Linked DNA regions of Homo sapiens: region 1 is linked to region 2. Evidence: chromatin contacts called from ENCODE Hi-C or POLR2A ChIA-PET data. All regions are on one chromosome and are shown on one strand. Each heading gives the region's core, a stretch centred on a gene start or an enhancer-like site at or near the end of the contact. The rest is flanking DNA. Distances are from core to core; before and after follow the strand shown.

Region 1 (2,700 bases), core at 112-2,611, 120 kb before region 2:
TACTGATGGATGGAAACCACAGGCCATGTCTTACCCTTTTTACTCTTCTTTTCAACCACTGAAAAGAACAAAATTCTCTTTGCCAGGCTTGTAGTTCTTTATAATTTTCCAGATTACCCTCCAATTCCAAGTGGACAAAGCTCTGTGTTTTTTTTTTTTTTTTGTCCCCCTTCGCCTTCCTTTGGCGATGAGGGGGTATTTTTAACCCAGCACCTTTAAACACAAACACACTAATAAAAATCTCTGAATCTAGACAGACAACATTTGTTAAAAAAAATATGCAGAAAAACAATTTGTACATACTATGAAGAGGCTGAGGAGTTAGGGTGGAGGCACATTTTCTGGGCAAGATTATACCTCTGGTATTTTTAAAATCAGTAAATACATCATAGGTCCAATGTGGCAAGATTTGGTGTGGGTTATATAGCCGCAGTGATCTCTTTTCTGGTCTCAAAGTATTCCTCATGGAGATAGCAAATATGTCATATGAAAAAAGGCTATATAATGCCTATTTCCCACTCCATGCCCAGGTGGCACTGCCACTGACTTCAAAGCATGCCTTATCCTTGTACCTGCCGCCCTGCAGATAATGTATAAAATAGCAGAGAGACAGACACATGTGCATGCCGAGCAGTGTGCTTTAAACATCTCAATATATTACCTGGCATGCGGGGTGCATCCTGACTGCTCTATGGATGCTTCCCTCCCGCCCTCCTGCCTTTGATATGCAAGAAGCTAGGGCCAAATCAGCCACTCCGTCATTTCCATTATAAGTATCTTTGGGGATGCGTGCTTTGGCAGTGAGGTGCCAGGGCCCCAGATTGGACCCCACCATGAAGTTCTCAAAGCTTAGCAATTTTGCAGAATTTAATGGGCGTTGGGAGACGATTTTACAGACTGATTTCCAGGAGCACAAATATTCAAATTGCTCAGCCCCTATTTGAAGACAGATCTGAAGGTGCACCTTACAACCTGTGTGGAGCAGGCTCTTTTGAATCTTGTCCTTGAAACAAAAAAAGGGGGGAGAAAAAGAAAGAAAGAAATGCAGCGCCCCCTGGGACTTTACCGGCAGAGACTCTAAGTGCAGCGTGACTGCAAAGGCCTGCCAGGAGTCCTTGGGGCAGGAGGGAGGAAGGGGATGAGAGAGACCGGAGATGAGAAGGGCCTTCAACAGCCATTGGGGAGGCGGTGGCGGGGGAGAAGAAAGGGAGACACGTACTAAAAACAACAGAAACACAGGTGGAAACGGCCTTGTGGGAAATCAGCCTGTCAACAAACAAAGCTGGAGGCTGGAAACCACTGCCTCACCAGCCCAGCTCCTGGGCAAGGAGATTGTTCTGTAAATAAATTAGCGGTGACTTTGACTGCTTGGAAATTAATACTGACACCATGAAAGCAGCAAATGGCTCCCTTTTATCAGGAGCAGAAGCACTACACTTCGCAAACGGATCTTCTTTGCCTTTCCCTGTTTTATTTTGCTTTGTTTTCTCGGGGAAAGTAAATTAGAGCCACTTACATCAGCAGCTCAGGTTAAAGAAGGGGAAGAAGAGAGAGAGAGAGAAAAAAAAAGTTTCATTTCATGTACCAGTGGCTTAGAACTTCATTTAAAGCTAATCACGCCCCCCACTTTCTGCGAGCCATTTCTGACAGCCAGCATAGCCTAGAATGCCCATTGAGAGACCCAGGCACAGTGAGCTTTGCTGGAGTTGCACCCAAAGAGTGGGGAAGTGGTCTCCAGGTTTCTGTCAATGGTTGAGAAAGTGCAGTTTCTAGAAAGAGTCAAGTCATCTAAGGTCTAACTTTTAAGAGCTGCCCAGTGTGGGCTTCTTCCAGAGGATCTCAGGTATTTCCTTAAACATGTACTCTTCTTCCAGAAAGATGACTGCGTTGTTTTTTTTTGTTTGTTTGTTTTTTACCTTCAGAAGATAGGAGTACCTCCAAATTTATCAGGTAAAATAACTACCTTTATGAACGTGACCCAATAAGGCAAAGCAAAGGCCTTGAAACTGTAATCATGTTTATACTCTTGTGAAAAATCAGAAAATCTGTCTTTTCGCTCTATCTTAATCATTGCCCTTCCCCCAAACAAAATGGACCAGTGATTTTAAAGAATCAGATACCTTTAGAAAAATTGCATATTGCAAATCTCTATCACTCAATATCCTACTAGTAAAAACTCTCTCTTGACAATTTCTGTACATCTGTGGTAAACTCAAAATTGATGGTGGCAAAAAGGACCTTGAAGCCTCATAAACTCTTGAAGCATGTTCTGGACTATAAAAGGTGCAATTATTTAATCTAATTTTACCAGAAATTACAGTTGTCTCTGCCTTGGAAGAGTGATAATCCATAGGTAATAGTCATGGTGACTCTGAAATAGCCAGAATCCTAGATTAGTGAGAATGACTCCAGTACCACCAGACATCAGAGTCTTTATTGCATATTAATTCTTTAGCTCGTGTTGAGACAAGCTTGCTGGGACTCCTTTGTTACTTTGTTACAGTTGCAAACTCCCATGTAGACAAAGAAAGTCAAAAGAAAACTTAGCCCTTGCACACCCAGCAATAAAAGATTGTAATGGACACAAAACACCACAACAAGCTGCTTCATTATGAAGTGAATTAGAGGTGCTGCAACTCGCTGCAGGGATCCCTCAAACTGTCAAGAACTGAGAAACACCTGGGAAGTAGCTGATGCTAG
Region 2 (2,700 bases), core at 24-2,523:
AGGTACAGTATGTATGAGAGACATTTAGCAGGAGACCTTAGGAGGAAGTGGAAGGGACAGGGATGCATTTGTGAGGAAGTTACATTTCAGTTGAAACTCAAAGCATGAGTGGTAGTTAACATTAGTTAAAATTATGGTGGTTGCCTCAACATGTTAAACATAGTTTCCTTATCACCTAGCAGTTCTATCTTTAGGTATAAACCCAAGATAAATAAACACATACATCCATACAAAAGCTTGTACATGAATGCCCATAGCGGCATTGTTCATAATAGTCAAAAAATGAAAGTAACTCAAATGTCCATCAACTTGTGAATGGATAAACTAAATGTGGTATATCCATACAATAGGATATTACGTGATGACTAAGAAAAAAACACTGATCCACGGTACAACATGGATGAACCTTGAAAACATTATGATAAGTAAAAGAAGTCATAAACAAAATACGACATATTGGATAATCCTATTTGTTTGAATGTCTGCAATAGGAGACAGAAGAGAGATGCAAAGTAGATTAATGATTTCCTAGGGTTGAGGGAAAATGGAAAGTGAAAGCTTATAGGTAAAAGGGTTTTTTAAAGGGTGATAAAAACGTTTTGAAATAGATGTAATGATGCTTGCACCACTCTATGAATATGCTTGAAACCACTGAATAGTCCACTTTAAGTGGGTGAATTGTGTGTATGTGAATTTTTTTCTTAATAATGAGGTTATAAAAGAGGATGGCTGGAAAAGCTTTGCAGCAGAAGGAACAACTTGAAGTGGAAGAGAATATGGTGTGCAGGAGAAATGGAAAGAAAGTCAATGTGTCTGCAGCACAGAGTAGAGGAGAGAAGTAGTGTTACATGAGGTGGAAACCAGACCCTGCAGGCTTTAGTGACCCAATCAAGGAAGCTGCTCTTAATCGTGAGGGCTATGAGAAGCCACTGAAGGTTTTTAAGCATGAATTTGCCAGATCATATTTGAGGTTTTCAAATTTAATATCATAAATGCCCTATAAAATAAAGCTAATATTTATATCATGAGGTGATTAACGGAGCAGGCAGAATAGTGAAAATCGTATTTTTTATCATTTTCCCTAGAGGAGTGCAGACACTGGAGTTTTGAGATTGTGCTTGAACCGTTAATCGTTAGAAGCAGCATACTTGGTTCACATGCTTTTCATCCACCCTCTGGTGTCCTACATGACTTCATATTGCTCAATGAGGGGACAGGCTAGATGTGGCCACCCTCAGGTGCTGGCCCCATGTTCTCATGTTGCACAGTTTTTGGGATTCTGGGCTTCACCGAGCTCTTTATCCTTGTCCAGATGGCAGAGCAGAGGAAATATCTGGTAAAATGTTAATTCCACCTCATTTAATGCAGCTTACATAGGTGTGGTGTAGTCGAGGCCTCTACAGGAAAAGCTGATTTCAAGTTCTGGCACAAGGATTAGCTGATTCACAAAAGATGTGAGTCTCCGTTTCTTCCCTGCACATCTGTCCTGTCTGCTTTTAATTTGGAAGCACCAGTTTTAATTTAGCGGCAGGACTGTAAACTCCATTTCTGTGAATACAGAATGACATACTTTGTGGAACGGGGGCCTCTGGCCAAGATCTGACTCCTAAGTAATTGATGGCTAGTGACTGGCTGAGAAATGCTCAAATGCAAACACTTCCCATGGCAAAAACCCTGTCGTATCAGCTGGATTACAAACGAGCCTTGCTGGGCTGCTGCCCATTGAAATATAGGCCATGTCTTTAACCACAGTCTCCAAAACCTGGAGGGAGCCTCCAGTTCATTCTAAACATCGATGATCTTTCCAGTCCACAGGTTTCCTTTGTCCTCAGACTTTGTCTGGAGCCTGTGGCCCAATGCACAGATTTCTTCATATTTGGAAGCCAACCATATCGGGAAGGAGGCTTCAGCATTAAGGGTTGTTTTGTTCTGGTGAAAAGGACACTCTTTTCATCACATTTAAAAACCAATTTTTTAAAATCTCACTCATATCCAATATTTTGTGTGTGTGAGAGAGAAAACACAGGCCTAAAGTTACATCACCCTTGTGGTTTGAGAAATCTTTTTCACAATATGTAGACTGTTTTTGGGGCTGGGATTTTTGGAGAAGGGGGAAAAATAGTGGGGCAAGAAGGACAGAGATATGAGACAGAAAATTAAGTCTTTCTGTAAACAAGAAAGAATGGATAAGCAAAGGGAATAAAATGGACAAAACTTCCATGAGTCTGACATCTTCTAGATACAGAGATAGCCGATACAAAATCCCATGATGCCTTTAAAAAATTAATTTAAGTCCACCAGTCTTACATCACCATTGAATCCCTATCACCTGTCATGGTGCCTAGCATATAGTAAGTTTTGATACATATTTTTAAATACATGAATGAGGAAATAAGTAATTATTGCATGCTTACCGTATGCCCAGCACTGCTGTACTCAAAGGGCATGGGAAACATAACTAATGCCACAGGGAAACTTATGGGGAGTCCAGTGTAGAATAATGGTAGGAGGCACAGAGCCCGGAGTTAGCTAGTCCTGGATCTGGGTTTGAGCCCTGCCTCTAACACTTACCAGCTGTGTGGCCTGGGGGAAAATTATTTAAGCTAATTGTTAGTTTCCTTTAATTGGAATGTGGACAATAATAGGACCTATTTCATGTGGTTGTTGGGAGGATTACTTGTGGTAAAGGTGTAAGGTGCT

Evidence for each region. Hi-C counts contacts between places; a loop is a spot of excess contacts on that map. ChIA-PET counts read pairs that join two places held with the same protein, here RNA polymerase II (POLR2A). Pooled maps may share reads with other maps.
Region 1: a map with no recorded cell type shows a loop between it and region 2 (2.2-fold over the local background). The contact joins two enhancer-like sites. A Hi-C loop is called at or near these places in 13 of 37 single-sample maps with no recorded cell type and 4 of 50 pooled maps. POLR2A ChIA-PET finds 5 or more read pairs at or near these places in 1 of 52 experiments (OCI-LY7).

Annotation. Positions count from the first base shown.
Region 1 is chr5:158,675,737-158,678,436 of GRCh38, reverse strand. No RefSeq gene overlaps it. Among named protein-coding and RNA genes, the nearest start is that of LINC02227, 270 kb to the right of the region's middle. RefSeq lists an enhancer at 1,026-1,075. Within about 2 kb of position 1,361, at least 3 of the 41 ENCODE cell types and tissues checked have a DNase peak (open chromatin) inside an H3K27ac peak, as active enhancers do.
Region 2 is chr5:158,552,650-158,555,349 of GRCh38, reverse strand. No RefSeq gene overlaps it. Among named protein-coding and RNA genes, the nearest start is that of LINC02227, 140 kb to the right of the region's middle. Within about 2 kb of position 1,273, at least 7 of the 41 ENCODE cell types and tissues checked have a DNase peak (open chromatin) inside an H3K27ac peak, as active enhancers do.